2 separate regions of the Homo sapiens genome follow, and region 1 is linked to region 2. The links are chromatin loops, found by intact Hi-C in ENCODE. Cell type or tissue: PC-3. All regions are shown on one strand. Links, peaks and the distances in the headings refer to the core of each region. The heading gives the core; the rest is flanking DNA. Region 1 has its middle 210 kb from the start of LINC01360. Region 2 overlaps LOC105378797 (a long non-coding RNA gene).

Region 1 (16,000 bases), core at 3,802-11,801, 480 kb after region 2:
TTCGTCAGTTTGATGAACGCTGCTGTTGAGAGACTATGATACATTATTCAGTTTGTTCATTAAAGTTTCTATCTCCAGAATTTCTACTTGATTGGTTTTAATTATTTCAATCTCCTTGTTAAATTTAATTGATAGATTCTGAATTCCATCTCTATGTTACTTTAAATTTCACTGAGGTTTTTCTAAGCAGTTATTTTGAATTATCTGTCTGGAAGGTAACATATCTCTGTCACTCCAGAGTTGGTCCCTGGTGGCTTATTTAGTTTGTTTGATGATGTCATGTTTTCCTTAATGGTCTTAATACTTGTGGATGTTTGTTGGTGACTGGGCATTGAAGAGTTAGGTATCTATTGTAATCTTTGCAGTCTTGGCTTGTTTGTACCTATCCTTCTTGAGAAGGCTTTCCACATATTCAAAGGAAATTGAGTGTTGTGATATAAGTCTTTGGTAACTACAGCTGTATGTGCATTAGGGGCCACACAAGCCTAGTAACACTGTGACTCTGGCAGACCAAGGTACCACCTTGGTTATCTTGGGTAAGATCTAGAAGCATTCTCTAGATTACCAGGCAGAGTCTCTTGTTCTCTTCCCTTACTTTCCCCCTAAAGAAATAGAATCTCTCTGTCCATGCTGAGCTGCCTGGAGTTGGTGGAGGGGTGTAGCAACCACTCCCATGGTCACCACCTCTTGGACTGTGCTGGATCACATCTGAAGCCAGGAGAATACTGGGTCTTGCCTAAGGCCTATGACAACTATTTCCTGGCTATCACTGATGTTTATTCAAGCCCCTAAGGCACTTCAGTCAGTGGTGATGAATCCTGTCAGGACTTGGTCTCTCTTTTTGAGGGAGTGGGTACCCTTCTGGCCCAGTACTGGTCTAGACATGCCAACCAGGAGCTAATGTCTAGGATTGAGAACTTTGAGAATCTGCTGGGTGCTTTTTTTTTTTCTTTTTTCTGTGACTGAGCTGGTACCAAAGTTGCAAGACAAAGTCCTTTTTACTCTTCCATCTCCTTTACTCAAGCAGAAACAGTGTCTCCCCATGGCTACCATAGCTGGAAATGTGCTGGGTCATACTTGAAGCCAATATAGTGTTGGGTCTTTCCTAAGTCCCATGGTGGCTGCTGCCTGGCTACTGCTGATGTTTATTCAAAGCCCAAGGTCTCTTTAGTCAGCAGGTCATGAATTCTGCCAGGACTACTTCCCTTCAGGGCAACGGGTTTCCTTCTGGCCAACGTGGGTCTAAACATGTCATCTTGGAGCTATGGCCTGGAATGGGGACTTTAAGACTCTGCTTGGCGCTTTATTTTACTGTGGCTGAGTCAGTATCTAAGGTGGATGACAAAGTTCTCTTTATTCTCCCCTCTCATCTTCTCAAGTAGAAGAAGGAGTCTCTCCCAGAGCTATAAGCTGCACTGCCTTGGGTTAGTGAAGGGGTAATGCAAGCACTCTTTTGCCTTCCCAGCTGGTGTTTCACTGGGTCACATGCACCCCAAGTTCACTGGCTCTGAGCTCAAGACAGCACCAAGACTTGCTCAGAAATTACAGTCCCTGTGGCCTGGGTTGTCTTTAAAGTTTAAGGCCCCAGAGCACTATAGCCCATGGTGGTGGGGCTAGCTGGAACTCAGGTTCTGACCACTGGGATGGACAATGTCCCTCTGGCTAGAACTGGTCATGATGCTCCCTCCATGGCCACTGGCTGAATTCTGCCTGGCATTACTTTCCACTGTGACAGAGCAGCACTTCGTTCCAATGCAAAGTCCCACAGGCACTTTGCTCTACCTCACACACAGAGATTCTCATTATAAGCCATGCTGTACTCCCAGGAGATGGGGAGTGGTGGTGTAGACAATTAAAGACTGTCTTTTCAACCTTCTTAAGTGCCTCTTTTCATGACATGATGCCAAAACCAAGTACTGTGATTGCTTACCTGATTTATGCTTCTTAAGAAGGTGCTTTCTTGTATTGATACTTGTACAGTTTGGTGTTCCTGTGCGGGGAACAATTGCTGGGTTCTGTTTGGCCATCTTGCTCTGCTGGTCTTTGACAATAACATTATTTTAATTATAATTTGTAAATATATGGTTTCTTTTAGACATTTTAATATAGGAAAAAGTTTTTCTTTTAGAAATCTAACTGCAGTTTCACTTAGTGTTTATAGAATAAAAAACAGTAAAATGTCGTTAATTATAATTTTAAATTTGGTATAGAAGCTATTTGTAAGGAAACATGACTTAAAGTCATCTAGTCTCTTTACATTTTCCCATTCTTTGACAATTATTTTGCCTATAATGAAACAATAATATTTCTTTTAGTCACTAATACTTATTTTTATCTAAACTTCAAAAACATGTAACTTGGATTTCATAAAAACCAATTTTTATAATACTTTATATAATTAAAATCTGAGGTTACATTAACAAATACCTGCTGCATAAACATGTTTGGGAACAAACACATTTGTTTATAGGTGAAGATTCAACTCAACTCATGAGGGTAGAAGTGTGCTCAAACATTACCCAGCAGTCTAGAGTTTTTGCTAGTCTGTTTCTACTCTGGCCATCAAAAGATAACTCTAACTGAACTTGATCTCCTGATACAAACAAGAGAAAATGGAACAAACTATGTAAAACCACTCTTTCAGAAATTGTACAACATGCAGTATAGGACTATGATCCTTACAGGAGAAAAATAAGAGAGGTTAACTCTATGATCTCTCTGGCTTTCTACCTGCAGTCAACAGAGAATCACATGAATGGTATACTAGTCACATAGGGTTGAGGAAAAAGACTTTAGAGTTTGGGGAGATTGATGTGACGGGGATTTTTGGAACAGATGGTGAGAGATAAATGAGCTATGTAGAAAAAGAGCTCCAGAAACATGTATATGAATTTCCTTAAGTGTTTTGGCCAAATACTAAACCGCACACTTACAAGGTAGAATATTACAAGGATTGGCAAGAAACAGTTCTAGAAGAAAGACAAACTACTGGAGAAATGAGAGATAAAAAATCTTGAGAGTTCACACTTTTGAACTGGTCAGAGTAGAGTTTTCATTGAATGTGTGATACATTTAGTAGAAACCTCCGAGTACAGAGATTTTCAATTAGAGGTAATATTGCCCTTTAGGGATGTTAGAGACAATTTTGGTTTTCACAATTATAGGGTGTACTACTGGCAACTTATGGATAGAGGATAGAGATGTCACTAAATATCAGTAAATGCAATGCACAAAACAGCCTCCTACAACAAAGAGATATTTAGGTACAATGTGAAAATTACTGATGTTGGGTAACTCCATCTTGGTAGTACAGCTAAACTAGCCCTGGAGTAAAGGTTACTGAGATGTTCCCAAAGATTAAAATTAAGCTGTGAAAGGAAAATCCAATTCAATAGTATATTTACTGCCTATCAAACAGAACACTGTTTAAAGAAAGACAACATAATCAGAACACAAGGCAATGCAATAATCACAATGTCAATCATACAATCAAAAATTAATCAGTGTGTGAAAAAGCACAAAAATATCTCCCATAACTCGGGGAAAAAATAAACATTTAATCTGAAGTGTTAGAAATGAAAGAGATGATGGAATGAGCAATCAAGAACTTTAAATATGCCATTACATATATTCTTTAAAATGTAAAGAAAAATATAAGCATAATAACAAGATTAATGAAAGGCATAAAAATAGAATTGCTAAGGATAAAAAATACAATATCTGAAATTTAAAAATTAACTAGATTGGACAAACTGCTGATAAATAAACCAGTGTCGAATCTCAAAACATGTTTAGTGAAAAAATAAAGCCAATATGAAAGAGCCCCTAGATTAAAATTTGTATAGTTCCATTCATATGAAATTCTAGAATAGGCAAAAATAATTTATATGGACAGAAGGAAAGTCAATGCTTGACTGAGGGTAAGGATATATTGGGAGATTGACTGCAAAGCAGTATGAGGGAACTTTATTGTATTATAGAATATTTTTTATTATGATATTTACACAGGTATGCCTATATATGTCAAAACTCAATAAACACTATACTTAAAATGGATTCATTTTACTATATATGACAAATAAAGATGAAAATAATGAGAAAGAGACATCTTGTAAATTAACCTTACAAAATGCCTTCCAATGTGAAATGGCAACATGTGACAATCATCTTAAATAAGAGCCTGTGAAGTAAAACAAGTGATCATTAACATCTTCAAAGCATTCTTCTGGAAATAGATTGATGAGTCCTAAATTTTCATTAAGGTACTTGCAAAGGCTAAATCATAGGGAGGTAAAATATATAATATGTAAATAAACCAACTTGAATATAGTCACATTTTAAAAATAAACATTTGAATCTGAACAGTCATGGACACTGGGAATTTCTATTTCTGATTATGTTATACCTTCAGAGAACATTTTTACATATCTTGATGTGTGTGTGTGTGTATTTGTGTGTGTGAGAGAGTGTGTGTGTGTGTTGGGAAATTCTATTAGCACAGCTTTAAATTTTCCTTGACTTAATTTTATCATCACAACATTATCTGCTTTCATTTCAGGTGCTTCAAACTTATCAGCCATGGTGATGTGTTTAAAGCAAAGAATGTCAGAGATAAATAGCATAGCAGGCCTCTGTATTATTGTCAATAACACTGAATGTCTACATAAACCGCAAAATTAAATGACTTGAAATATTACAAAGTACTGTGTTTGCATAGGCATCAATTGGACTTAGAAACAGGAGTCCCAGAGGGGATTAATTTGCATAACATTTACATTGCCACTCTTGTCAATTAGCTCAGACATAAGCCAACTCAGTAGACACATATGGGGCCAAACTAAAGGAAAATATGTCAGTTAATTTTAGCTTCCATAACTAAAGGCACACCTAGAGCACTGGGGAGAAAGGGGAAAAATAGAAAGGTCAGACCTAAACTTAATATTTTAAGTGTTTTAATATTTCAAAACACAAATCATATTTTTGTATGTGTGTGTATGTGTGTGTGTGTGTGTGTGTCTGTTTTCTTTCCTTCAAACCTAAACCAAGCCTGTTCAGAAGCACAGATAGTTTTTATTGTAAAGTTGCTTAGCCATACTTCTATGGAGCAAAGCATCCCTTTCAAACTCTGAAAATGGATCACTAAATTCAGTTTACCAAAAGTTGGCATGTAAATTTTCAAACAAATGTTGGCAACATCCACATCTATTTATGTTTCAGTTAGATTGATTTTTTTATTCTGCTAGAAGATTTCTGATACATACATTATAAACTTGTGTAAAATTCGGGAACTCAATTTAGAAACCTGGTAAACAATTTTTATTTCAAAATTTAGAATAGAAAAGCAAAATTTATCACTTGAGAATAAATTCTAAAGTTCTCCATAAAGCATTCAAAGCAGTTTACCTCTCTAATAGAAACAATACAGAGTTTGCAAGTCCAAATGCAATCATGAACATTAGACATAGATTTTGTTTCCCTGCAATATCATAAACTACCAACTCAACCTTAGCATTACCAGTTTATACATTCTCAGTGTGCTTGCATTTCCTATTAAAGCTTTGAAAATTTGTATATACATTGAAAGAGAATATGATGCTTACGAGTCCAAACATCATTATGTTATTGTTACCCAAGGTGAGAATATGATTTCATATGTATGATTATTACCTTATTTTATGTCAGTGATGTCAAACCAGAAACTTTTGTTCTTTTTACTCCCTCTGCATATATGTCATCTCCTTCTATCTATCCACTTTAACTTTCTGTGAATGTCTGCCAGGTTAAAGACCCAGCTCAGAGTCCCTGCCAAATTCTTTCCTTTGTCATGATGAGGGGAATGAATTCAACTGACTGTTATCTGCAAATAAATTTAGAACTAGGAGCCATCATCAGCTGCTGTGCTAGAATGCCTGTTTAATGGCAAAGGCCATAGCTTGTATCTTTACATGCCTTTAAGGTAGCATATTGCTTGGAATATAGAAAATGCCTAATACTTATAACAACAAAAAAAGAATTAATAAATAAATTACTCAATTCTAGTGCATTTATTTTGTAAATAAAAGAAATATACACAAGTATCTAAATAACTTGCAGCTATTTAGTGATAAAGCTTCATAAGAAAAATTCTTTAATATATTTTTCTTCCCTTTAAAAATTTATAAATATAGCAGATATACAGAGGAGTGCTTATATATTATACTTAACAGATATAACAACAATATAATATATATACCAAATAATATATCTAATCATGTTTTCAAAATAAAAATTTTATTTACTTGTGAAATATCTAAGCTCATAAAATAAAAAAGAAATAAACATTTTAAAATTCTTCTTAGTGTACCATCCTGATTACATTATCTCCCCTACCTGAAAATGTTTGTACTTTTCTGAGTTTGTATACATCAGTTTCATGCTTTTTCTCTTACCACAGTTTTGCAAAATATACATATTCCTAAATAGTACTTTTAAATGTAGCCTGATTTTTAAATGTATATAAATGGAATTATACCTCATCTTAAATTGGGAGGAAATATTCATATTGATTTATGGAATTCACTCATTTTTATTGTTCTATGCTATTCCATTGTTTCTCATTTACTCTCACCATTGATTGATATTTTGATTGTTTCCAGTTTTTAACAAATACAAACAACAATGCTACAAATATTCTTATAGAGATTTATTAGCACACAAGTGAAAGAATTTCTCAAGATATGTTAGAAATAGAATTACTGAGTCATAGAGTACACATAATATTTATCTTTTGGGTAAAATAATGTATAATTTAATTTTTCTCAGTCGTATTAGACTTAATTCTTACAGAAATAAAATTTTTACTAATGAGATAAAGAAGTAACCACAAATGTTTCCGTTTAACGTGGAAACCTAAATTCAATATAAATTACATTTTCAGAAATTTTCATTTTGAATGTTTGTAAATCTCAAGATCGCTGTTTGTGAACAATGTTTATATATGTTTTCTTTTTTCACTTCTTGACAAAATTACCCATATACTTTTATTTTCAAAAATATTATTTGAGAAGCACCACGATGGTTGACTAGAAGCAGCTGGTATACACTGCTCTCACAGAAGAGACAGAATAGTGAGCAAACACTAGTTCTTCTAGTGGATCATCCAAACAGCCACATAGGGATTCATCAAGGAAGCAATTGCAGCTAGTGCATACTGCTCTCAAAGAGAGGAGATGCAGCTAATCACTCCAATTGACCATGGCTCTATATTTCTCTGGGATGGAGCCACCAGAGGCAACTGACAGGTTCTCTGCCATTGCTGCTACCACAATCCTTGCCCCTGCTGCCCCCAAGCTGGGGAGCGGACAAAATGCCTGAGATTATCCCAGGGCAGCAGTGTGTATCTTGTGAGTGCTGAGCAGAGATCCCTGGGCAGTACTCAAGCAGGAGAGGAGCCCACTCTCTCAGAGAACTGAGAGGGGTGAGTCACATGCGCTCATGGGGAGCCATGGGAGTAGGGTGTGCCTCCTTCCACAGGGCTGGCCTGGAAAAAGTATGGTCTATCTCCCTGCTGTGGCCTCTGCCCACAGGAACCCCATGGCTTGGAACACCTAAGAAAAGAAATGCAGGTGTAGTGCTAGTGATCAAATGGGGCTGATACATTCTGGCTGTGTCCCTACCCAAATCTCATCTTGAATTGTAGCTCCCATAATTCCCACATGTTGTGGGAGGGACCCAGTGGGAGATAATTGAACCATGGGGGCAGTTTCCCCCACATTGTGCTTGTGGTGATGAATAAGTCTCAAGAGAGCTGACGGTTTCATAAGGGGTTTCCCCTTTTGCTTGCCTCTCATTCTCTTTTGCCTGCTGAGATATAAGATGCGCCTTTTGCCTTCTGTCATGATTGTTAGGCCTCCCCAGCCACATAGAACTGTGAGTCCATTAAACCTCTTTTCCTTTATAATTACCCAGTGTCGAATATGTCTGTATCAGCAGCATAAAAACGAACAAATACAGGGACACCCCCAAGGCCCAAGAGTCAACCTCATGAGAGGGTCACCTCTCTCCACAACACACCACAGAATAGGGCTGCAAACACCAGGAAATATAAAAAAGCCATCCAGCTGAGTAAAAGCCTAATTACAAGCAATGACTTTTAAGCACCATCTAGTGAATCAACGCCCAAACTACAACAATAAAAATACGTTGCTAATATACCCTACTGTGAAACCAAAGGCAAAAATGTGGCCACAAATTAAGACTCTACCCAGAGCCTCAGCCTGCCAAAAACATCCAGAAATAAAGTCAACTGACTATACTCAACTTACACCAGAGTTAAAAGAGCACTAGCACTCTAAGAAGAGAAAGAATCTGTGTAAGAACTCTGGTAATTCAAGAAGCTGGTGTCCCCATACCTGCAAATGAGTCCACTAGCTTCCCAACAATGGTTCATAACCAGTCTGAAATAACTGAAATGACATATAATTCAGAATCTGGGTGGCAAGGAAGCTCAGTAATATTCAGAAGAAAGTGGAAACCCAATCCAAGAAATCCAGTGCAATGTTTTGAGAGCTAAAAGACAACATAACCATATGAAGAATAAGCCAAACTAAACTTCTAGAACTGAAAATTTCACTACAAGAATTTCATGATACAGTCAGAAGTATTAACAGAGTAGAGCAAGCTGAGGAATGAATTTCAGAGCTCAAAGACTGGTTCTTTGAATCAAGTCAGTCAGTCAAAATTATAGAAAAAGGATTTTTTTCTTAAATGAACAAAACATCTGAGAAATACAGGATTATGTAAATAGACCAAATCTATCACTCACTGGCTTTCCTGAGAGAAAAAGAAAGAACATAACAACTTGGAAAATATGTTTGAGGGTATAGTCCACAGAAATTTTCCTAATCTTGCTAGAGAGATTGACATGCAAATCCAAAAAAACAAAACAAAAATACAGGAAAACCCTGCTAGATACTCTACAAGATGACCATCCCCAAGGCACTAAGTCATTAGTTTCATCAAGGTCAATGCAAAAGAAAAATCTTAAAGGCAGCAAGAGAGAAGGGACAGGGAACTCCATCAGGGTAGCAGCAGACCTGTAGCAGAAACCTTACAAGCCAGAGAGATTGGGGACCTATTTTCTTGTGTTTTTTTTTTGTTGTTGTTGTTTTTGACGGAGTCTCGCTCTGTCGCCCAGGCTGGAGTGCACTGGCACAATCTAGCCTCACTGCAAGCTCTGCCTCCTGGGTTCACGCCATTCTCCTGCCTCAGCCTCCCGAGTAGCTGGGACTACAGGCGCCTGCCACCAGGCCTGGCTAATTTTTTGTATTTTTTAGTAGAGACAGGGTTTCACCATGTTAGCCAGGATGGTCTTAATCTCCTGACCTCGTGATCCGCCCGCCTCAGCCTCCAAAGTGCTGGGATTACAGGCGTGAGCCACCAACGCCCGGCCATGGGGACCTATTTTCGGCATGCCTAAAGAAAAGAAATTCCAACAAAGATTTTATATCCTGCCAAAATAAGCTTCAGAGTAAAGAAGAAATAAAATCTGTCTCAGATCATCAAATGCTGAATTTGTTTTGACCAGACCAGCCTTACAATAGGTCCTTAAGGGTATGCTAAACGTGGAATAGAAAAATGACTCCTGGCCAGGCGCGATGGCTCATGCCTGTAGTTCCAGCACTTTGGGAGGCCGAGGCCGGCGGATCATGAAGTCAGGAGTTTGAGACCAACCTGACCAACATGGTGAAACCCCGTCTCTACTAAAAATACAAAAATTACCCAGGCATGGTTGTGTGCACCTGTAATCCCAGCTACTCAGGAGGCTGAGGCAGGAAAATCGCTTGAACCCAGGAGGCGGAAGTTGCCGTGAGCCGCGATCACGCCAGCCTAGGTGACAGAGTGAGATTCTGTCTCAATAACAACAACAACAAAAAAGTAAGAAGGGAAAGAAAAATGATTCCTGCTACCACAAAAACACACTTAAGGACATAGCCCACGGGTACTATGAAGCAATCACACAGCCAAGCCTGCATAAAAAAGAGCTAACAACATGATGATAGGAGAAAAATCTCACATATTAATACTAACCCTGATTGTAAATGGGCTAAATCCCCCCAATTAAAAGTTATAGAGTGGCATACTATATAAAAAAGACAAGTTCTAATCATCTGCTATCTTCAAGAGATCCATCTCAAATGTAACGATACCCACAGGCTCGAAGTAAAAGGATGAAAAAAGACATACCATGCAAATGGAAAGCAAAAAAAGAGCAGGAGTCACTATTTTTATACTAGATAAAACAGATATTAATCTAATAAAAATTAAGGACAAAGAATGGTATCTCATAACGATAAAATGTACAATCCAACAAGAAGACTTAACTATCCTAAATATGAATGCACCCAACATTGGAGCACTCATATTCACAAAACGAGTTCCTCATGGCCTAAAAAAAGACTGAGAAAACCACACAATAACAGTGGGAGATTTCAACAACCCACTGACAGCATTATATAGACCACCAAGGCAGAAAACTAAACTCTGGACCTAAGCTCAATACTTCATCAATTAGACCTAATAGACATCTACAGAACACTCCACCCAAAAATCACATAACATACATTTCTCTCATCTGCACATAGAACATATGCTAAGATCAACCACATGCTCTCTCATAAAGCAAATCTCAATAAATTCAAAAAAATAAAATCATATAAAGCTCACTTTCGAACCACAGTGAAATAAAAATAGAAATCAATATTAAGCAGATCTCTCAAAACCACACAAATACATGGAAGTTAAACAACTTGCTCCTGAATAATTCTTGTGTGAACATTGAAGGCAGACATTTAAAAATTTTTTGTCATTAATAAAAATAGTAACTCAACAAACAAACATCTTAGAGATGCAGCCAAAGCAGTTAAGAGGAAATTTTATAGTGCTAAACACCTTCTTCAAGAAGTTAGAAATATCTCAAATTAACAATCTAACTTTGCACCTAAAGGAACCAGAAAAAAAAGAACAAACTCCCGCTAGAAGAAGAAAAAAAATTAACTAAAATCAGAACAGAACTGAGTGAAACTGAGATGCAAAAAGTCTATATAAAAGCCCAATGAAACCAAGAGTTGGTTTTCTGAATAAAAATAAAGAGTTGGTTTGAAGAATAAACAAGACTGATAGACCACTAGCTAGATTAACAAAGAAAAAGAAATCCAAATAGGCACAATAGAAATGACAAAGATGACATTACAACTGATCTCACAGAAAGACAAAAGATTCTTAGAGACCATTATAAACACCTCTATGCACACAAATTAGAAAATCTAGAGTAAATGGATAAAGTCCTAGAAACACAATCTCCCAAGATTGAACCAGGAATAAAGTGAAAACCTGAACAGACCAGTAACAAGATCTGAAATTGGATTAGTATTTAAAAACTTACCAACCAAAAAAAGCCTAGTACCAGATGGATTCATAGTTAAGTTCTACCAGATGTACAAGGAAGAATTGGTATCAGTCCTACTGAACTCATTCCAAAAAAACTGGAGAGGAGACTTCTCCCTAACTCATTCTACAAAACCAGCAACATCCTGATGCTAAAATCTGGCAAAGATACACCAACAAAAACAAAAAAACTTCAGGCCAGCATCACTTATAAACATAAATGCAAAAATCATAAACAAAACACTAGCAAACACAACAAAACAATGGATGTAAATCCAGCAGCACATCAGAAAGTTAATACACCAGAATCAAGTAGGCTTTATTCCTGGGATGCAAGTCTCATTCACCATAAAGCAAGTCAATAAATTTGATTCACTACATAAACAGAATTAAAAGCAAAAGCCATATGATCATCTCAATAGACACAGAAAAGTATTTTTATAAAATCTAACATCTCTTCATGATAAAAACCCTCAACAAACTAGGAATTGAAGGAACACACCTCAAAATAATAAAAGCCAGACAGTAACAGTCATCTGTAACAAACCCATCACCAACATCACACTGAATGTGCAAAAGCTGGAACCATTCTCCTTAAGAAATGGAACAAGGATGCCTACTCACACCAATTCTATTCAACATAGCACTGTAATTCCTAGCCAGAGTAATCAAGCAAGAAAAAAAAAATGCAAGGCATCCAAATAAGAAGTCAAACTGTCTCTCTTTGCTGATAAAATGATTCTGTACCTATAAAACCCCAAAGACCCTGCCAAAAGGCTCCTAGGACTGATCAACAGTTTTAGTACAGCTTCAGGACACTAAATCAATGTACAAAAATTAGTAGAATTTCTATGCACCACTAATGTCAATTCTCAAAGCCAAATGAAGAATAAAATTTTATTTGCAATAACTAGAAAAAAAAAGAAATACCTAGGAATACATCTAACCAAGGAGATAAAAGAGCTCTACAAGGAGAACTGTAAAACGCAGATACAACACAAATAATCAGAAAATCTTCTATGTTCATTGATTAGAAGAATCAATATTATTAAAATGACAGTACTGACCAAGAAGCAGCTTCTCCTCTCCTTCTGGAATCTATGCCTGGTTCAGCCTGCCTGCCTCCACTCCTGCCTCCACCATGTCCATGAGGGTGACCCAGAAGTCCTACAAGGTGTCCACCTCCGGCCCCCGGGCCTTCAGCAGCTGCTCCTACAAGAGTGAGTCCGGTGCCTGCATCAGCTCCTCGAGCTTCTCCCGAGTGGTCAGCAGCAGCTTCCCGGGTGGCCTGGGCAGAGGCTATGGCAGGTCCTGTGGTATGGGAAGCATCACCACTGTCACCGTCAACCAGAGCCTGCTGAGCCCTCTTAACCTGGAGGTGGACCCCAACATCCAGGCCATGCGCACCCAGGAGAAGAAGCAGATCAAGACCCTCAACAACAAGTTTGCCTCCTTCATCAACAAGGAGCAGCAGAACAAGATGCTGGAGACTAAGTGGAGCCTGCAGCACAGAAGATGCCTCGGAGCAACATGGACAACATGTTCAACAGCTACATCAACCTTCGGCAGCAGTTGGAGACTGGGCCAGGAGAAGCTGAAGCTGAAGGCAGGGCTTGGCAACATGCAGGGGCTGGTGGAGGACTTCAAGAACAAGTACCAGGATGAGATCAATAAGCTTACAAAGATGGAGAATGAATTTGTCCTCATCGAGAAGGATGTGGATGAAGCTTACACGAACAAAGTGGAGATAGAGTCTCACCTGGAACGGCTGACTGATGAGATCAGCTTCCTCAGGCAGCTGTCTGAAGAGGAGATCTGGGAGCTGCAGTCTCAGATCTCAGACACATCGGTGGTGCTATCCATTGACAACAGCCTCCCCCAGACATGGACGGCATCATTGCTGAAGTCAAGGGGCAGTACGAGGAGCTTGCCAACTGCAGCCGGGCTGAGGCTGAGAGCATGCACCAGATCAAGTATGAGGATCTGCAGATGCTGGCAGAGAAGCACAGGGATGACCTGCAGCATACAAAGACTGAGATCTCCAAGATGAACAGGAACATCAGCGGGCTCCAGGCTGAGACTGAGGGCCTCAAAGGCCAGAGGGCTTCCCCGGAGGCTGCCACGGCAGATTTCGAGCAGCATGGGGAGCTGGCCCTTAACAATGCCAACACCAAGCTGTCCGAGCTGGAGGCCGCCGTGTAGCAGGCCAAGCAGGACGCAGCGAGGCAGCTGCAGGAGTACCAGGAGCTGATAAACTTCAGGCTGGCCCTGGACGTCCAGATCGCCTCCTACAGGAAGCTGCTGGAGGGCAAGGAGAGCTGGCTGGAGTGTGGGATGCAGAACATAAGTACCCATACGAAGACCACCAGCGGCTAGGCAGATGGGCTGAGCTCGACCTATGGGGGCCTCACAAGCCCCGGCCTCAGCTACGTCCTGGGCTCCAGCTTTGACTCTTGGGCGGGCTTCATCTCCTTCAACCGCACCAGCTCCACCAGGGCCATGGTTGTGAAGAAGATGGAGACCCTCGATGGGAAGCTGGTGTCTGAGTCCTCTGACGTCCTCCCCAAGTGAACAGCAATGGCAGCCCCTCCCAGACTATCCCTCCTGCGGCTGGCTGCCCCAGAGCCCGGGAGGGAGGCTGCTGTGTAGGGGAGCACAGGGAAGAGAAGACCCACCTAAGGCTCAGCCCTGGACTTCAGCCCACCCGTTGGGGGAGTTCCTGCCTGGGGTACCCCCCTTGCCCATGCCTCCAGCTACATAACAATTCAATTGGTTTTTTGTTTTTTTACAAAATAAAACCTCAGCTAGCTCTGCCAACTGTCAAAAAAAAAAAAAAAAAAAAAAATCAATACTACCCAAAGCAATCTACAGGTTAAACACTATTTCTATCAAAATACCAATTACATAATTTGCAAAAAGGGAAAAAAAAATAAAATTTATATGTAACCAAAAATGTTCCAGAATAGCAAAAGCCATCCTGAGCAAAATACAAAACTGAAGAAATCACATTACCTGACTTTAAATTATACTACAGAGCTGCAGTAACCAAAACAACATGGTACTGGCATAAAAACAGATATAGACACCAGTGGAAGAGAATAGTGAACCCAGAAATAAACCCACATACAACCACTTGGTCTTGGATGAAGCTGACAAAAACAAGGAATGGGGAAAGGACTCCCTATTCAATAAATGGTGCTGGAATAACTGGCTAGCCATATGCAGAAGGATGAAACTAGACCCTCACCTTTCACCGTATACAAAAATTAACTCGATATAAAGTAAAGATTTAAATGTAAGACCTCAAACCATAAACATCACAGAAGAAAAACTAGTTAATGCCCTTCTCAACTTTGGCTTTGTCAAAGAATGTTTGGCTATGTCCCCAAAAGGAAGTGCAACAAAAACAAAAATTACAAGCAGAACCTAATTAAACTAAAGAGCTTCAGCACAGCCAAAGATACTACTGATAGAGTAAACAGATAATCTGCAGAATGAAAGAAGATATTCACAATTCATGCATCCAACAAAAGTCTAACATTCAGAATCTATAGGAGCTGGAGGCCATGATCCTAAGCAAATTAAGGCAGGAACAGAAAACCAAATACTTAAAAGTGGGAGCTAAACATTGAGCACATGTGGACATAAACATAGGAACAATAGACACTGCAGATTTCTACAGAGGAAGGGAGGGAGGGAGTGTGGGTTGAAAAACTATTTATTGGATACTATGCTTACTAGCTCAGTGCAATATAGCCATGTGATAAACCTGATCATGTAACCCCATATCTATAATAAAAATTGAAATTAACAAAATATATATCACTTTACATATGATTATATATATGTATATATATTTTATGCTTAATCTGTAATCAACACAATGGTGGGTAAAACATTCATTTTAACTTCACCAGGGTACATTCTTAAGATCAGAATTTCCATCTTTATTGATATTCATTCTACATTAGTACCGATAGAGATTCTCATTCATGTTAAATGAAATATTTGGAATACATAGGTTCAATTTAATGGAAGAACAACATGTTTGCTAAGAAATCATGTTGTGTTACAGTCCAAAGTAAAGTGAGATGGAATTTGGCTATCACATTATATGAGATAGAATCTTCCCCATGATATTAATGCCAATTAACGGTTCAAAGAAATCCCTAATTGTCATCTTGCTTGACTGTGCTTTTAAATTTTAAAATATATATCTAAAATCAAACAAAAATATTTTTGGAATTTATAAAGATGCACACATGCTGAACTTAATAGATAATATCAAACATTTTTCTGTAGTGGGTGTATAAATTTGTACACCCCTAGGCAATATAAGAGTCTCCAAAGCTGTACATTTTGCAAATCTTCAATATTGTCAGACTTTTTATATTTTCTTAAATGGAAGTTATGATATGGTATCCCATACTTCAATTTACATTTCTCTGATTGTTATTGAGGCTAAGCATCATTTTATTTGTTTACTGAACATTAGTATTTTCTTTTCTGTGAAATTCCTATTACAATGTAGTTGCAAACTATGGATTCTGGAACTAAACTGCATTCAAATTCTGGC
Region 2 (16,000 bases), core at 2,801-10,800:
TTGTCCTGGAATAGTGACCTACTTAAAGTGCTAAGTGCATAAAGGCAATCGTATCATGGTGTCTGTTATATAATACTTTATACATTGCAGAATATTACATGGAATTGCAAATATAGATGGCAAAACTTGTAGTATGGACTTTTCCTGTGAGACTTACAAATAAAAATTCTGTATCATTTACAACAGAGACAAGAATATTTAACAGAAAATAATAAATTGTTTATTAATAGAATTGGAGGGCATAGTCTGTAGACCTGTTTGATTCAGCTAGACTCTATCTTTTAAAGAAGTCATTTTAAAACAATAAAACTGGAGATTAATGAAACATTAATTTCAATAATACTTTATTTTTTAAAAAACAGCAATGACTGTTTGTTGTTTTATCAAAATTTCAAAACTTTTATTCTTTGTGAATCCCTAAAATGCACACTTTATAAAATGTTAATTTAAATTCTCTACTGATAAATGCAACTAATCTTTTAAATGCTTTTTTAGATAAACAACACTACCAGATGTCTGCCTTTGTCAGTAATTGTTTCAGTATATACCTATGTATACATATATATGTTACATATATATGCATATATGATATTGAGCACTATTTTTTAAAGTGTTTTCATTTTACAGGGATGAAGGTATTGTTCCTCTTATCTGCAATTTTTTCCTATAAGCGCATAATTTTTAAAGCAAAGTATTTTTGTCCACTTCTGAATATGTTGCAGTTTGGGAGTGAACAGGAAGCTTTTCTCCCTCTTGGACCCATTTGGCTTTGCATGTTCAAAAAGGAGTATAATAAAAAGACAGTGCAAGTGATTTTGAATGAGTTTGACCTTAACTTGAGTCTTTCCTGAGATGTGCAGTCCTGTTTCTTTTTTTTCTCATTCTTTTGACAGATATAAGGTCTACTGCGTTGCAGATGGCAAGATTTCCTATGATTGACTTAGGCAGGGTGTGAATAGCACTGCAAAGCAGGAGAGAGAAGTTGAGCTTTCAAAGTGACAGTCTGGTTACAGACTGATTGAAGACGTGTATGTCCAAGCATGTACATAATGGGCTTGGGGAAAGAAAAGGAATGAGAATGGAAAAAGGAACACAGCGCTTGTGTTCATATTGATTTCTTTCTTTTTATGTGCATTATTGCCAAAGCATGAGAAAAAACCTATAATTCAGGTAATCTGGCTCTATCTTAATGTGAGAAATAAAATAAAATTTGTGTCAATAGGTATGGGATTGCAAATTTAAGTCTAATGAATATATATTTAAATAAGCCCAGGAAAAAATGCTCAAGATCACTAATCATTAAGACAATTCAAATTGAATTCACACTTAGACTTCACGACATACCTGTTAGAATAGAGAAAACCGCCGGGCACGGTGGCTTACGCCTGGCCTGTAATCCCAACACTTTGAGAAGCCAAGGCGGGTGGATCACTTGACGTCAGGAGTTCGAGGCCAGCCTGACCAACATGGTGAAACCCCGTCTCTACTAAAAATACAAAAATTAGCTGGGTGTGGTGGCACGTGCCTATAATTCCAGCTACTGGGGAGGCTGAGGCCGACTTGCTTGAGCCCGGGAGGCAGAAGTTGCAGTGAGCCGAGACCACGCCATTGCACTCCAGCCTGGGTGAAGAAGCAAGACTCCGTCTCAAAAAAAAAAAAAAGAAGAAGAATGGAGAAAAACAATGACTGACTATGCTTATTGACGAATATCTAGAGGAACTGGATCTCTCAAATATTCCTGGTAGGAATATACATTGTACAATTATTTATACAAAGTGTTATTCATATAATGATACAAAAAACAGTGTGGCAGTTTCTTAAATAGTTAAATGTAAACCTGCTGTATAATATAGCCATTCTAATCCTAGGTATTTAACTTTTAAGAAAAGAAACATTATGTTTTAACAAATGCTTGTATACAAAATTTATAGCAGCTTTCTTTGTGTTAGCCAGAATTTAGAAAAGAAAAAGTCAACAGGTTAATAAATAAAAAAACTTTGGGCATATGAATATAATGGAATCTACTGAACAATAAAAATAAATGAACCATTGATAAATTCACTTATATGAATCTCTATTAGTTGTCATAACTGAAAGAAGCCAGATTAAAAAGAGTAAATACTCTATAATGACATTTATATAAAATGCAACTAAATATGTAATATTTATATAACATACATGCACATACGGAAACTAATTTACAGTGACAGAAAGCAAATCAATAGTTGCCTGGGAAGCAGGGAGGGACAAGGTTGGAATTACAAAGGGCCAAGAAGTAACATTTGGGAGTTATGTATTTGTTCACAATTTTGATTGTGCTGATGGTTTTCTGGCAATATACATGTTTCAAAACTTAAATATATAACCTAAATATGTACCTTTTATTTGTATATCTATTATATCCCTAAAATATGGTGAAATTTGTAAAACTTGATAAAATGTGATGAAATTATATTGTTTTCTGAAAGCTATCTAGAGATAGTGTAAAAGAAGATGCCTGGGGGAGAAAAGACAAGAAGACCAACTGTGTCATGTAATAGTTTCCAATCCTGAAATCATTTGGTGGTGTGGGTGCTTTATGATTGAATAGATACAGAGCCACTCCCCCTAATATTTCATCTCAGTAGTTATAAGAGCTTAGAATCTGTGGGGTCCTGGGGCTTTGATAAGAAAGGTTTTTAAATCACATATGCATATCACCCTGCTCTTGTTCATTAGAAAATACTCCTTCAGGTACAAAAGCTGACAGCTAATCCATTGGGATTCACTCTAATCTTAGTGTTCTCTCTCTTTGGTAAGCTAGTATTTTCCAAATTCTTAGGTATTTGTAAAGTGAAAACAAAGGTCAAAATACATAGAAAAAATTATTTAAAAAATCCAAATCATACAAAAGATTTGATTCAAACTTTTGACTCACTGTTGTCATAGCTTCATACTATTCTAGTGATTGTCTTTGGATAGATACCTACTTTTCAGCCTAAAAGAGCTAACATAACTTCTAAGACCCATGGAGTCAAGTTGTTAGTTCTTAGATCCTGATCTATTTCTAGTAGAAACTCCAGCTTTCAATAGTAAAGTACAGAAAAATCTTTTGGAATACAACTATTGGTCAAATTGAATTCCTACTGCAAAATGTATAGATGAAAATAAAATTGCGAGATGTAAATGGAAGAGGATTTATTCATCCAATAAACTTGTATTTGTTGGTAATCAATTATTTTGCAGACATAGGTGTTGTGGCTAGAAAAACTATACTGAACAACATAAAACAGCCACTGTTAAGAGGGGAGGATTCTAGAATTTTAGATGGAAATAGTAAATCTGCCTCCATGTGATTCAGATCTAGAGATAAGCAGAAATATTGAGAAAACGTAGAGCACCCAAAATCAACAATACACTTACAGATGAGGTTATCTTGACACTTCATGGAATTCTTTCGGAAAACTTGAGAGGAAAATTAGGACATTTTATCTTTTCCTGAAAGAGAACTATGAGCTCAGTGTAACAATGACTTTGGAAAGTTCATGTACAGTTCAACATGTATAAATAAGATATACTCTAATGGCTTGCAAACTGGAAAAAAACTCTCTGAACTAATATAGTGTATATGCCATGGTGATTTTTCAATTTAGTAAAAATATTTTAGCATTTTTACTGCATGATTGAAAAAGTACTTTTCATTTGACCTGTTTTGCACAACTCATATTTTTCTTACACATTTTCTTTGGAGACTTGCAGTGTTTTAATGTCAGGTATCCACCTTTCTGTATTTATTTTTCTCCAAAAATCAAAATGGTTTCTCCTGTACAAGAAGTCTCTTTGATGAAGTCTCCAGTCAAATATTTTTTTCCATTCCTATAATCAGTTTGCTTATAATTAAACTTTAACAGTTCTTTATATATTTTGGATAAAAGTCCATTATCAGATATGTAATTTGCAAACATTATTTATCAGTCTTTGGGCTTTTTCATTTTCTAAACAGTGTCTTCAGAAGATCAAAATGTTACAATTTTATATAGTCCAATTTTTCAGACATTTCTTTCAAATATCATATTTTGGTGATGTAGCCATGAAATTTTTGCCTACATAAAAATCAAAACAACTTTTCCTCTGTTTGCTTATTGAAGTTTTATAATTTGGGGTTTTACATTTAGGTCCATGACCTATTTTGATTTTTTTTTTTCTTGGTGGTAAGAGCAATGTATCAAAGTTAGTTAATTTTTTTTTAAATATTAATATCCACTGAATGAAACAACTCTTATTTTTTCATTGAATTACTTTTGCCCTTTTGTCAAAAATCAGTTGTCAATGTATGAGTTGGTTTATTTTTAGATCTCTATTTTGTCCCCTTGATTTATTTGTTGATTTTTATGTCAATCTCATATTCTGGGTAATTGTGGTTTTAAAATAAGTCTTCAAATTAAACTTTCTTGGTCTTCCAACTTTGTTCTTTCTGAAGTTGTTTTGGCTATTCTTTATACTACTATATTAATTTTAGAATCAGCTTATCAACTTCTACAAAAAGGTGTGTGAGAACATTAATTAGGGTGGCATTGAAGCTATGGATCAATTTGAGAATTGACGCCTTAACCATATTGAGTTCTCCCAACCAATGAACAAGCTATATTTCTCCATTTATTTAGGTGTTCTTTCATTTCTCTCAGCCATGTTCTGTAATTTTCAATGTATAAGTTTTTCATTTATTCTATCTTATTTATGCCTATTTCATATTTTTAACATAATATACGACTTTCTTAATTCTAATTTGAATTTTTTCATTGTTAGTACATAGAAATGAAATTCACTTATGTATATATTTATCTTGTATCTGTCAAACTTGGTAAACTCACATATTAGTTCCCATGGCTTTTATTTTCATATAACTCATTTAATTTTCTACATAGAAAAATGTCATCTGTGAAAAACAATATTTTGCTTCTTCCTTTCAAACTGGGTAACTTTTATTTCCTTTTTCTTTGCTTATGGCACTGGCTAGAACCTCCAGCCCAATGTAAAAATAATTGGTAAGAGTGGACATCTTTGCCTTCTTCCTAATTTTAGCAGTAAATAATTCTCCCATATTAAGTTTCCCATGAATTAATATGATGTTAGCTATATGGGTTTTGTAGATGTCCTTCACTGGGCAAAGAAAGTTCCCTGCTGTTCCTGATTTGCTGAGAGTTTTGAATGGGAATGAATGTTAGATTTTCAATCTCTGCCTATTGAGATTATCTTGTGGGTATTCCTTTTCAGTTGGTAAATAAAGTGAATTAAATTAATTTGCTTCTGAATGTTAAATCTGCTTGCATTCCTGAGCTAATACCCACTTAGTCATCATATTTTATCTTTTCTTTTTTTTTTTTTTGAGACAGAGTCTCACTCTTCGTGCCCAGGCTAGAGTGCAGTGGTGCGATCTCAGCTCACTGCAACCTCCACATCCAGGGTTCAAGCGATTCTCCTGCTTCAGCTTCCCAAGTAGCTGGGATTACAGGTGCCCGCCACCACGCCTGGCTAATTTTTCTATATTTAGGAGAGACAGGGTTTTGCCATGTTGGCCAGGCTGGTTTCAAACTCCTGACTTCAGGTGATCTGCCTGCCTTGGCTTCCCAAAGTGCTGGGATTACAGGCGTGAGCCACCACACCCGGCCTATTTTATCTGTTTTTATCTTATCTTTGTTGAATTTGATTTGCTAACACTTTGTTAAGAACATTTTTGTCTATGTTCATGATAGATATTATCCTGAAATTTTCATGTAAAGTCTTTTCCTTATTTTGGTATAAAGGTGATGGTGACCTTCTAGAATGTGCTGAGAAGAAATTTCCTTATGTTTAATTTTCTGGAAGAGATTATGTAGAAGTGGTATCATTTATTCTTTAAATGTTTGGTAAATCCACCAGTAAAGTTATATGGCTCTGGAATTTTCTTTTTGAAAACATTTTAGGCTACAAATTCAATTCCTTCATTTCATAATCGGCTCTCAGATTATCTGTTATGTGTGTGTGTGTTTTATTTTAAGTGAATTGTGGTAGTTTGTGTCATTCGATGAATTTTCCCATTTCATCTAAGTTGTTGAATATTGGCATAAATTTGGTCACAATATCCTCTGCTTTTCAGCTTCAAGGTCATCCTTTTAAAAGCTTTCATATGGTTCTGAATCTGAGACTCAGTAAACCTCATTTCTGTTTTAACAGGTTATCTTCCTATCAGGATCTGCCAATAGAGGGCACTAGAAAGAAACTATACAGCAGCAGGAAGAAGGCTTTGCTGTCATTATATGCTTCCTACTTGCTTTCTGGTCCTGTCAATAACACCCGCCAACATTTCTTTACAGTGACAGTTGATTCCACACTACGTTTTCCCCAGTACTTACTAAACCAGATTTGAAGCCTGTCAGAGACACCAGAACCAGCTGACTGATGTATGCTTCTCATAGGTCCGTATGCCAGACCCATAGGGCACCTCCTCTGATCTTAGCAACGCCAGTCAGAGGTCTGAATTTCAGCTCCAGAGAAGCCCTGCTCCAAGTCACTAAGTTCTAGTAATTTAGAACTCTTCCATGGCTAGTGCTGCTCCCTGCAGATGTTACCTCACTGACCCCGTGGTGTTGTTCCCAATTTGTCTTCTGAATTCTTCAATCTCTAGTTAATAATTATTTGTATTAAATTATATTTCTTACATTCACTGGGATGGTTTTTGTATTCTACCTGCACCCTAGTTAATGTAATAACTATATATTTATTTCTACTTTATTCAAATTTTTATGTTACTTTTAATCTATTTATAGTTGAATTAGTTACCAAAGGAAGTCTAAGCAAAATGAAACTATTTTATTTAGTTCAAATATATCTGATGTTTCTACTTCCATGCAAGGAAAGAAATGGTTTGACATTTTTCAAGCTTTTGTTTCTAATATGGCACATAAAGCAGTCTACTGAAAAACAACAAGAAAGTATGAGTAAAGATGGCTAAGCACCCTTGTTTTATTAGTCTGGGTAAAGCACGGGCTAGACAACAGACATACTTTAATGTCCTCAATGTTAGAATTCATGATTGTATTAAATCAGACTCCCGAGTTATTCATGAAATTTGATTTGAGGACTAAGTCATGATGAGAAAAAAGAACCACAATTGACATATCGTTTGATTGCATCTAATTTCCTGGTGATGACCATGATTTGCTTATATTTGTAAGATTATTGCAAAATCTTTGGTATTCATTGTTTTTCTTAGCAATTTGGGATTTTAGAAAATATAAAGGTAGCATTATAACATTTGTATTTCCTACTCTGGTATTGTGTAATATTTTGCTTGAAATCTAAGTGTGGGATTGTTTTATATGGCAAATATATAGCTTGAGACACATATTTTCTTTCTTTCTAGAGATCGTAACCCCCTCGTTTTCTTCATATGTCTCCTAAATATACTCATATCAACCATGTCACATCACGTTAGATGTTCCTGGATAATTTCACTTTCATTAAGGAACAGTATTGAAGCCTATATCCTCAAAAGTGTATGCAACTGCTTTTGTCTCAACAAGAGGTAAACTGGCTGAACATTTTAGATTAACTTTGGAGGATAGTCACTGTTATTTGAAAGAAATTCTATATTGCTATAAAATTGTATTGGAAACTGCTTTAGCTTAGCTGCAAAACCTGGGCTAAAACTCAGGGCTGAAAATATTACTGTGCTGATTCATCACCTGAGCAGAGCAGAAATCATAAACATTTATAGTTTACTTCTCATAATCATTTGATTCCATCACTTCCCATTTGTAGACTGGTAATACTGTTGTGACAGAAACAAATATACTTGATGAAAGGTATATACTTGTTGAAAAGCCTTTCTAAAGAAAACTTTCAGCAGTAACAACAGTATTGCTTCTACTCTGCTTGTAGAACTCTTATAAAAAGTTCAGTTTTTATCATTCATACCTAGCATTTGCTGATCTGTGTTATTTATTACATTCCAGGTACAATCTGTATTATCCCCTTATTGATAGGACTGTATCATGTCTCTTTATACCACTCTCACTTCTAATATGGCTCTGATATGGTAGGCGCTCAAAAATATTTTGAATGGTAATGATATTGAATACTTTAGGCATGAAAACAGTTCATCTATTTCCACCATGGATTTATTCAAACAAAAAATTACTAGGTTGAGACTTCTTAAAATTACTTAAAGATGAATGGGACAAATTAAAGATAGAGCTTTCAAATTTCTTTAGTATTTGACCCACTGTTCCCTAAGAAGGTTTTTAAAAATTAATGTTAACACAACAAACACAACTATAGAAAAACAGTTAGCTTTTTTTCAAAGTCATGAACTTATATGTAATAAGAGTCAAATGCAACTACTTCTTTCAGGAAACAGATATTTCAGGATGAATATCACTGTACTATTTATAATTCATTCCTGTGTGTCTGACTGGATAATTTGTATTTATTCTTGGTTATTCTGAGCTGGGGAGGCATCAATGAGAAAAATACCAGCCATTTTCTACTATTGGTCTTTCTTTCCCTTTTTAAATATCTTTCTCATTTCTGTTTCCTTATTTTTTCACTTCTTATCATTTCATTTTGTGTGCATTCACTGTTCATTTTCCCCAACTAAATGCATTAATCATGTCATTCAAGGCTTCAAAGTTTGACTAACACTTCTATTTATATTTAAGATGATTATTATTAATATATGTATGACCAAGTAACAATGTCGTTACTGTTGCCAATACCATTGTTGTCATGAAATATTTAGTGTCTTTGGGAGATACCAAGAGTACCAGACTAGTAATAGATATATTCCTTACCACTGTCATAAAGTAGCTTCCAATCTGTTTGAGAGATCCAAGTCACATAATAATAGTTGTTCATATTTATTGAAAATATGCTATGTATCAGAAACAGATCTAACAATATTTTTGTATTCATGTACACATCACAAAACTCTACTAGATAGATATTATTATTCCCATGTTATAAACTCAGAAGTCTAAAGGATCAAAGAAAGGAAGTAATTTGCTCCAGTAGACACAGATAATAAATAATAGAGGCAAGATTTGAACCCAGGCAGTCTGGTGCAAGAGCATTAATTTTGGCAATGAATGTGATTGCACTAAAAGACACATAAAATACATTTTCCTAAGGTCTTTATGGTTTAATATAAAGTAATAAGCCATCAGAGATATGGTAAATCTTTGTGAGTGTGCTTCTGCTTTTCACATTATTTTACTTGCTTTATTTCCTTGTTTAATATAGGCAAATACAGGGAATAAAGAAAAACCTGAATTTATTTTCCTGCCAGTTGTTAATGTCAGAAAGATCCAGTCACATATTTCCAAAAAAGAATATGTTCAAGGGTTGCAAAGTAATTAAAAACTGTAAGTTAGCTGTAGGATAGAAAGGTGCACCTGTTTTTGGCTTTCATGAATGCGTGATTCATTTTATGTGAAAGAAAATGTGCAGCGTACTCACAGCAAAAAAAAAAAAAATGAGAAAAGAGTACATTATATAGAAAGTGTATTGGCCAGGCGCGATGGCTCAGACCTGTAATCCTAGCACTTTGGGAAGCCAAGGCGGGTGGATCACCTGAGGTCAGAGTTCGAGACCAGCCTGGCCAACATGGTGAAACCTCGTGTCTACTAAAAATACAAAAATTAGCCGGACATGGTGGCAGACACCTGTAATCCCAGCTACTCTGGAGGCTGAGGCAGGAGAATCTCTTGAACCCGGGAGGCAGAGATTGCAGTGAGCCAAGATCGCGCCATTGTACTCCAGCCCAGGCTGGCAACAGAATGAGACTCGGTCTCAAAAACAAAAAAAAAAAAGGAAAAGAGAAAGAAAGCGTATCATCCTCAGAAAAAAATTCATTGGCAGCCCTCACAAGAAAGTTCTATTAGGTTCTTTTTCTTGACTGTAGGTGCTCCCCAACATAGCTGTCAGACCTCGGTAACCCCTATGCAAGTAATTTCAGCTCAGTGGACTAAAATGAAGTAGTGACTAAATAAAAACAGAAACCTAATTATTGATATTTTAATATGTACAAAGATATGATTCCTACCTGCCAGTTCTTTACAATAGCACAAAAATACTATTTACCATTATTAGCAAAAATGAAATACTCCAAGGTTGTCAGCTCAAAACCTATTAATATTTGAGTAGTTGTTGCTATATATTAACATGATACTAAAGTGTTTGGTTAATTTATTAATGATTAAAACTGTCAAACCAACTTCTTTTTACTTTTAATGAGAATTATTTTAATGGGAATTTATAAGTTAGGTGAAGTTTAATGTTTTCACCTATTCTTGACCTTGGATTAACATGGGAAGGTGAAATTTTGCTTCCGTTTTGACCTATTGTAAAACATTTTCATTTGTCTATATTCTAGTGGATCTTATATAAACCCTCATTCTGTAGTTAATAAAATCTTAAAAATGACTGACTTTGCTTAGTGCTTAAGTTTAATGATAAATATTTAGAATGAACAGTACCAATTCATACATGATAGTCATTATTGAAACATGTTCCCATGTATATTACAACTCCTTGCCTAAAGAACATAGCTCAATCTTTATCCAGGAGTTGTGAGACGAGTGCTTGTGCTATTCCTGTCAAGAACGGTTTCATCACTTTATGGAATATTCTACATATATTTTTAAAGTTCACAAGATCTTTTGCTAGTTCCTCAAGTTTCAACCTTTAAACCTTTCTATCTTTACTATAGACTGAATGAACTGTATATATTTTTTTCTTCCAGCCATTGTCCAAACTCATGTGAAATCGAAAATTAAAAGTTGTAACACTCTTTGAACATTTTACTGCCCATAATTCTCCTTGCACAATATATGCTGATGAATTTTCTGCAGAATGCCATTCTCAATAGTGGGGAGAAGTTTATACAAATTCTCTTGAAATTATATTTGAAAAATAACACTCTAAATTCTGCTGAAAGACTCTCACCTTTACTAAAAGTGTTTTTTCTTCAGGTCTACCTTCTATTCTCTGGGAGCACTGGTAGAAAACTTAGCAATAGAATATCTGTGCTTGCTGTCATGCTGGTGTTTTGTTTCATTTATTTTCACCAGATAACAGAACTATAAAATAATACATTATTAAGATAAGACCTAGTAGTAAGGTTCACTTCTCAATGTTATTTAGGCATATTAAAATCTAAGAAGCTTTGCATTAATAACTTTTTGAAATTATCTATAGACTAGTAAACACAAAAAACTCTTTTGGGTTGTGTTTTTAAACTTTAGAGAAAAAAATTCAATATATATTTTTGTGTTTGCTCTTTTAATACAATGATCTTTTTTCTTGTTGTCATTCAGACACTTTGAAGGTTTGATTAGGATGCCTATTTTTAAATGAATAATTTCAATTTTAGGACAATGTTAGTTTTTGATAAGGTTTGAAATGACTGAAATCTGAAGCCTGGACTGTGCCTTTAGTATAAAGGATCTTAAAACTTTTCCTCTAATCTGTGTAATTTCATAATAAATTCGTTCACAAAAATGTCTGTTAGTTGCTACTCTCAATAGAACATTGGAATTTTTATTCACATCTACATTTTAAATAATATTTTGTTCAACCAAAATTCATTAGGCTAGTCATTTTAAAAATCTTAGGGATTTAAAACTTCTAATCCTTTTTGTTCAATTTATTTTTATTGAGTAAAATTACATAATCAACCAGTGAAAGTGAAAGTTTAATTTCTGTAAAACTAATTGTAAAACTAAAAAATAGTCTAGGCTTTTACTCTTAATAAAGATTTCCCTTACTCTAAGTAGAATTGTGTATCATCAAAAGCATACAATCCTAAATTAATTGCAACTAAATTCAGTTAAAATGATTTGAGTGCCTATCAGAGTATTTTCCTATGATTCTTGTTTAGCTCTTATAATTTCATTAAAATGTTGGTATTTTTATCCCCATTTACAAATGAGAAAACAGGAGTTCAGGGAGATTGGAGGGGGTTAGAGTGCCAACCCTCATACATTATACCGCAAGTCTTAATTGGAAAGCTGTACCTACTAGCATCAAAACCAGTGACTGGTTCCATCTAGAAGCGTTTTGGGATGGCTCACTGATTTATCAAAAATGTCACATCATAGGGCACCTCAAACCATACTGACTGAGTCTGTCAGTCTAAGGATGGCTTAATTTCATAAAAGCTTTCATAAAAGATATAATTTGCAATTCAAAATTGGGTTCACCTTTTCTAATTAGGTGAAATTACAGTTGCCATATCATAATTAAAGGTTATGTGACAGACAGGGGTGTTTATTTGGATTATATCAGATTATTTTTCTAGGCTTCTGAATATTATAGCTTTTGAAGAGCATGGATTTTAAAACCTTCTGACATAATATCTGTTTTTATTTAGGAGTAAAGCTGTTCCCTCTTTCTGAACTTGAAATGCAGCTATGATTGTCTATATTATGAGAATCATATTCAAATGCATTTCTCTTTCAACCAAACTGCCTAAAGGTATTGATGTCAGAATATTTCCCTTCTAATAAGCACATGATGTTTCCCAGAGATGCTATGAAAAATATCACTGTGCCTCAAACTGAATTAGAGTAATACCATTTAATAATGCTTTTTAAAATGCCTCGAATCATACATCATAAAAATATTGAAATATAGAGGTAATATACAGGAATTGCATTGCCAAAAATGTCTTATAGTTTTTGCCCATTGGAAAGTGAAAAATGTATGACAAAAAAAATCTGCCAAAAATATGAGAGCTTAGACCTTGGTGTTCCTCCTGGCACCAAACTCCCATAAATTTGAACAACCTAGGGGCAGTGTAGAGTAGTTGCAAAGAATCTACAGTGAGATTGCCTACAGGATGAACACGAAAGGCTTGTTTTTTGCTATATTTTTCCCCCTACAAAATATGCAAATGCATAGGGATGTTGTAAGAATTCAGAGTTAATAAATATAAATTACCCAAAATATTGTTTAACAAATAGTTTGTTCTCATAATTATCTCTCTTTTGGACAGAGAATATGTGATAGAAGTTTTGCTTACCACACTTCTTTGAAGTTAATTAAGACAATTCATCTTTTATTAAAATTCTTTATCTCTCAGGTTTCTTTAAAAATATTCTTTTTGGTACCATGTGATTTGCGAGTAACTAAATTGATCTCAGCATTACGTAACTCTTATCCCTTCAGCTTTTCTTGGAGTTTAAATCAATATTTTGCCGTTAGTTAATAAAATAGATTTAGCTCAGGGTTGGACTCTAGTGACCTCAACCAAAACACTTTAAATCTGTAATACATTGATTATATTCCTTATTCCTTACAGACATTTCGTTGTAAAACTTATCTATGTCAATATTTTAATATGTTTAATTATTTAAAATATAAGCAGTAAAACTCAATTTCTACTGGATTATATGGAAATACGATTCATAGCACAATGCATTCTGAAACTCAATAGCAATGAGAGCAATAGAATAAATATAATTTTAAGACTTATAGGATTCATATGGACACTTTCTTCTTCCATTTATTCAAATGGAGATGTATTGAGAATATACCATGTGTAAGACACTGCACATTTAGCATATTATTAACTTTAGCGCTAAGCTGAAATATCAGAAATGTTTAAAATGTCACTGAAGTTTTCCTTTGTTTGGTATTTTGTGTTTTAATTCCTTATCATAAGGTTCTTAATGTGCTTTATTCCATTGTAAATATCAAGTAATTAATTACTTAAAAGTGTTTTCCTTGGGATTATTTTATACTAACATATTATAGCAACCATTTTTATTCAATCAAAATATTTTATTTATATGTGATACTCTAAACAGTTTTTTTATATAAATGAACAGCTACTTTCTCTAAATGATTTTGCCATGATGGCAACTGAAGCACTCAATAGCAATACCATGCCAAGGATGGCACTGGATTATTATGCTAACAGAATTTTTGAAATAATTAGATTATGAAGATGCTTTGTCTTTTCTAGTTGAGAGATTTGTATAACATTGCTAAGTAAATTATTCTGAAAATATTAACTTGTATACTTTAATCAGTTATTTTCCACTGACTCTCTTATCACTGTTTTACAATCTTCCATCATATACATGTTTCAGAATTGCCTAATTTGATTCTTACCAATTCACTGATTATCTTCTGTTTTGAATTTCATTTCATGTCTTTTTCTGCCATCTTTCTGATTTTGTGGATGTGTTTCAGTACATGGGTTACAACAGACTGAAGAAGTAAGAGTCATTTAGGTCAGAGAAGCTGAACTATCAAAGAATATGATTTAGGAGTGTTACCCTTTATTTCTTGCTGTTTTGCAAGAGTTCTCTAACTGCATATAGATTCTTAGGACATTTGTGTCATTTTGATTTTCAGAGAACGTGTTTAAGTTGGGCTGTGTGTATATGTAGAGGACATCATCAGCAAATTCTTTTGTCTGAGTTGCTAAGTGAGTTTAGGGCTGGGGAAACAAACCTGGCTGGGAATCTGTCACTTGCAGATCTATACTATGTCACTTTTTCCATCACTGTGGATGGGTAAGTGTAAAAGAGTGTCAGAAAATAGATTGCTTGGACCATGTTTTCCTTAGAATATTGAAGTTGCCTGGAGAACATTTTAGTTTGTTATTGGAACAGAGCTATTAATTCAGACATAGCAAATAAAACGTTATAGCATCCAAAGCAAATGGAGGAACTAGCATAATAAGGCCAAAGATATAGTTATACAGTGGCTCCTACCAATTGTAAAACAGCGTCTACACACAAAATTTGGGGATAACAACAGTTAACTGGGAGAGTGAAGACTAACCAAACACTATTGCTTGAAATGTCTGTGTGACAATTTGGCAAAGTTTTTTGTTTTCATGATCTGAGTAATTTGCTCAGTTTTACATTTAACAGATAAATAGAGTTATAAATTAATTTTTGATTTATAAAAATACCTGCTACTTTTAATAAAACATGCAGATATTGCTTTCAGAAATGAAAAGGTATTCATTTATAAATCAATATCTATTGCTTATAGTGGTTAATTAAAAAGTGACTAATGCTTTAAAAATATCATTTTACTTGAAATATTGTAATCCTGTTTATTTTACTAATTTATAAATTTGGCCTTATTATATGTATACCTAATATGTGCAACTGAAATTATTGGTTATGTTAAAAATTCTCCACACCATAAACCCAATCCCAAACCATACTAAAATTATTTACTTCATGAAGTCACTATCTGTATTCAACATCTTCAAAAACGTATTTCTGAATCTCAAATTTAATTTTATAAAAAATTTTAAATTTATATCTTGTCAGGCTTATTTTTTCTTTTTAGAAATTTATTCTTACCTCCGAAAAGTATCTGTTCTCCAAGGTAAACCAATCAGCTGCCTACCCAACTCCATGCAGAAATATTTGAAACACCTAAAAACTTGCTGTAAATTTGGTTATATATTCTCTAATTGTTGAAATAGGGAATATATTAAGCTTGCTGATTTTATTAAGCTGAGTGAACAAGAATACCTAATGTTATAAGAAGAAAAAAGGTGACTAAAGCGTAGTATAAAACTAATTTGATAAAACTAAGAAATAAGGTTGTCCATAAAGAAGAAAAGAAATGTACCTGAACATTGTTGATCAGGAATAAACTGATCCGTTTTTACAGCTTTTATCGAAGCATAATTGATGTATAATAAACTGTACATATTTAATTTGTAAAATTTGGTGAGTCTTGACAAACACACACACACACACAAACACATCATATGAAACCATGACTACAACCAAGATAATGAACATATTCATCATTCTGTAAAATGTCCTCCTGCCCTGGCATAATCCATCCCTTCCTCTCCCTCCCCTACCTCATCCCCAGGCAAGCACCAATCTGCTTTCTGTCACAATAGATGATTTTGTATTTTTAAACATGTAATATAAATGAAAACATAGAACATAATTCCTTTTTTGTTTGACTTTGTCACTGCAATTATTTTAAGTTTCAT

Evidence for each region. Peaks named below come from ENCODE experiments on the same cell type or tissue, not always from the same donor. Only the 100,000 strongest peaks of a DNase experiment are listed, where the experiment ranks them.
Region 1: a loop joins it to region 2, with 15 times the contacts of the local background. A loop is called at or near these places in 2 of 110 quality-filtered maps.

What each region holds. Positions count from the first base shown.
Region 1 is chr1:73,092,290-73,108,289 of GRCh38, forward strand. It overlaps the pseudogene KRT8P21. Among named protein-coding and RNA genes, the nearest start is that of LINC01360, 210 kb to the right of the region's middle. In PC-3, for the core only: a CTCF peak has its summit at 8,116; no DNase peak of the experiment used is centred there.
Region 2 is chr1:72,617,174-72,633,173 of GRCh38, forward strand. All of the region lies in intron 3 of LOC105378797 (a long non-coding RNA gene), which reads left to right. Among named protein-coding and RNA genes, the nearest start is that of LINC02796, 140 kb to the right of the region's middle. In PC-3, for the core only: CTCF peaks have their summits at 6,221 (motif pointing right) and 6,427; a DNase peak (open chromatin) is centred at 6,258; H3K4me3 peaks cover 372 bases.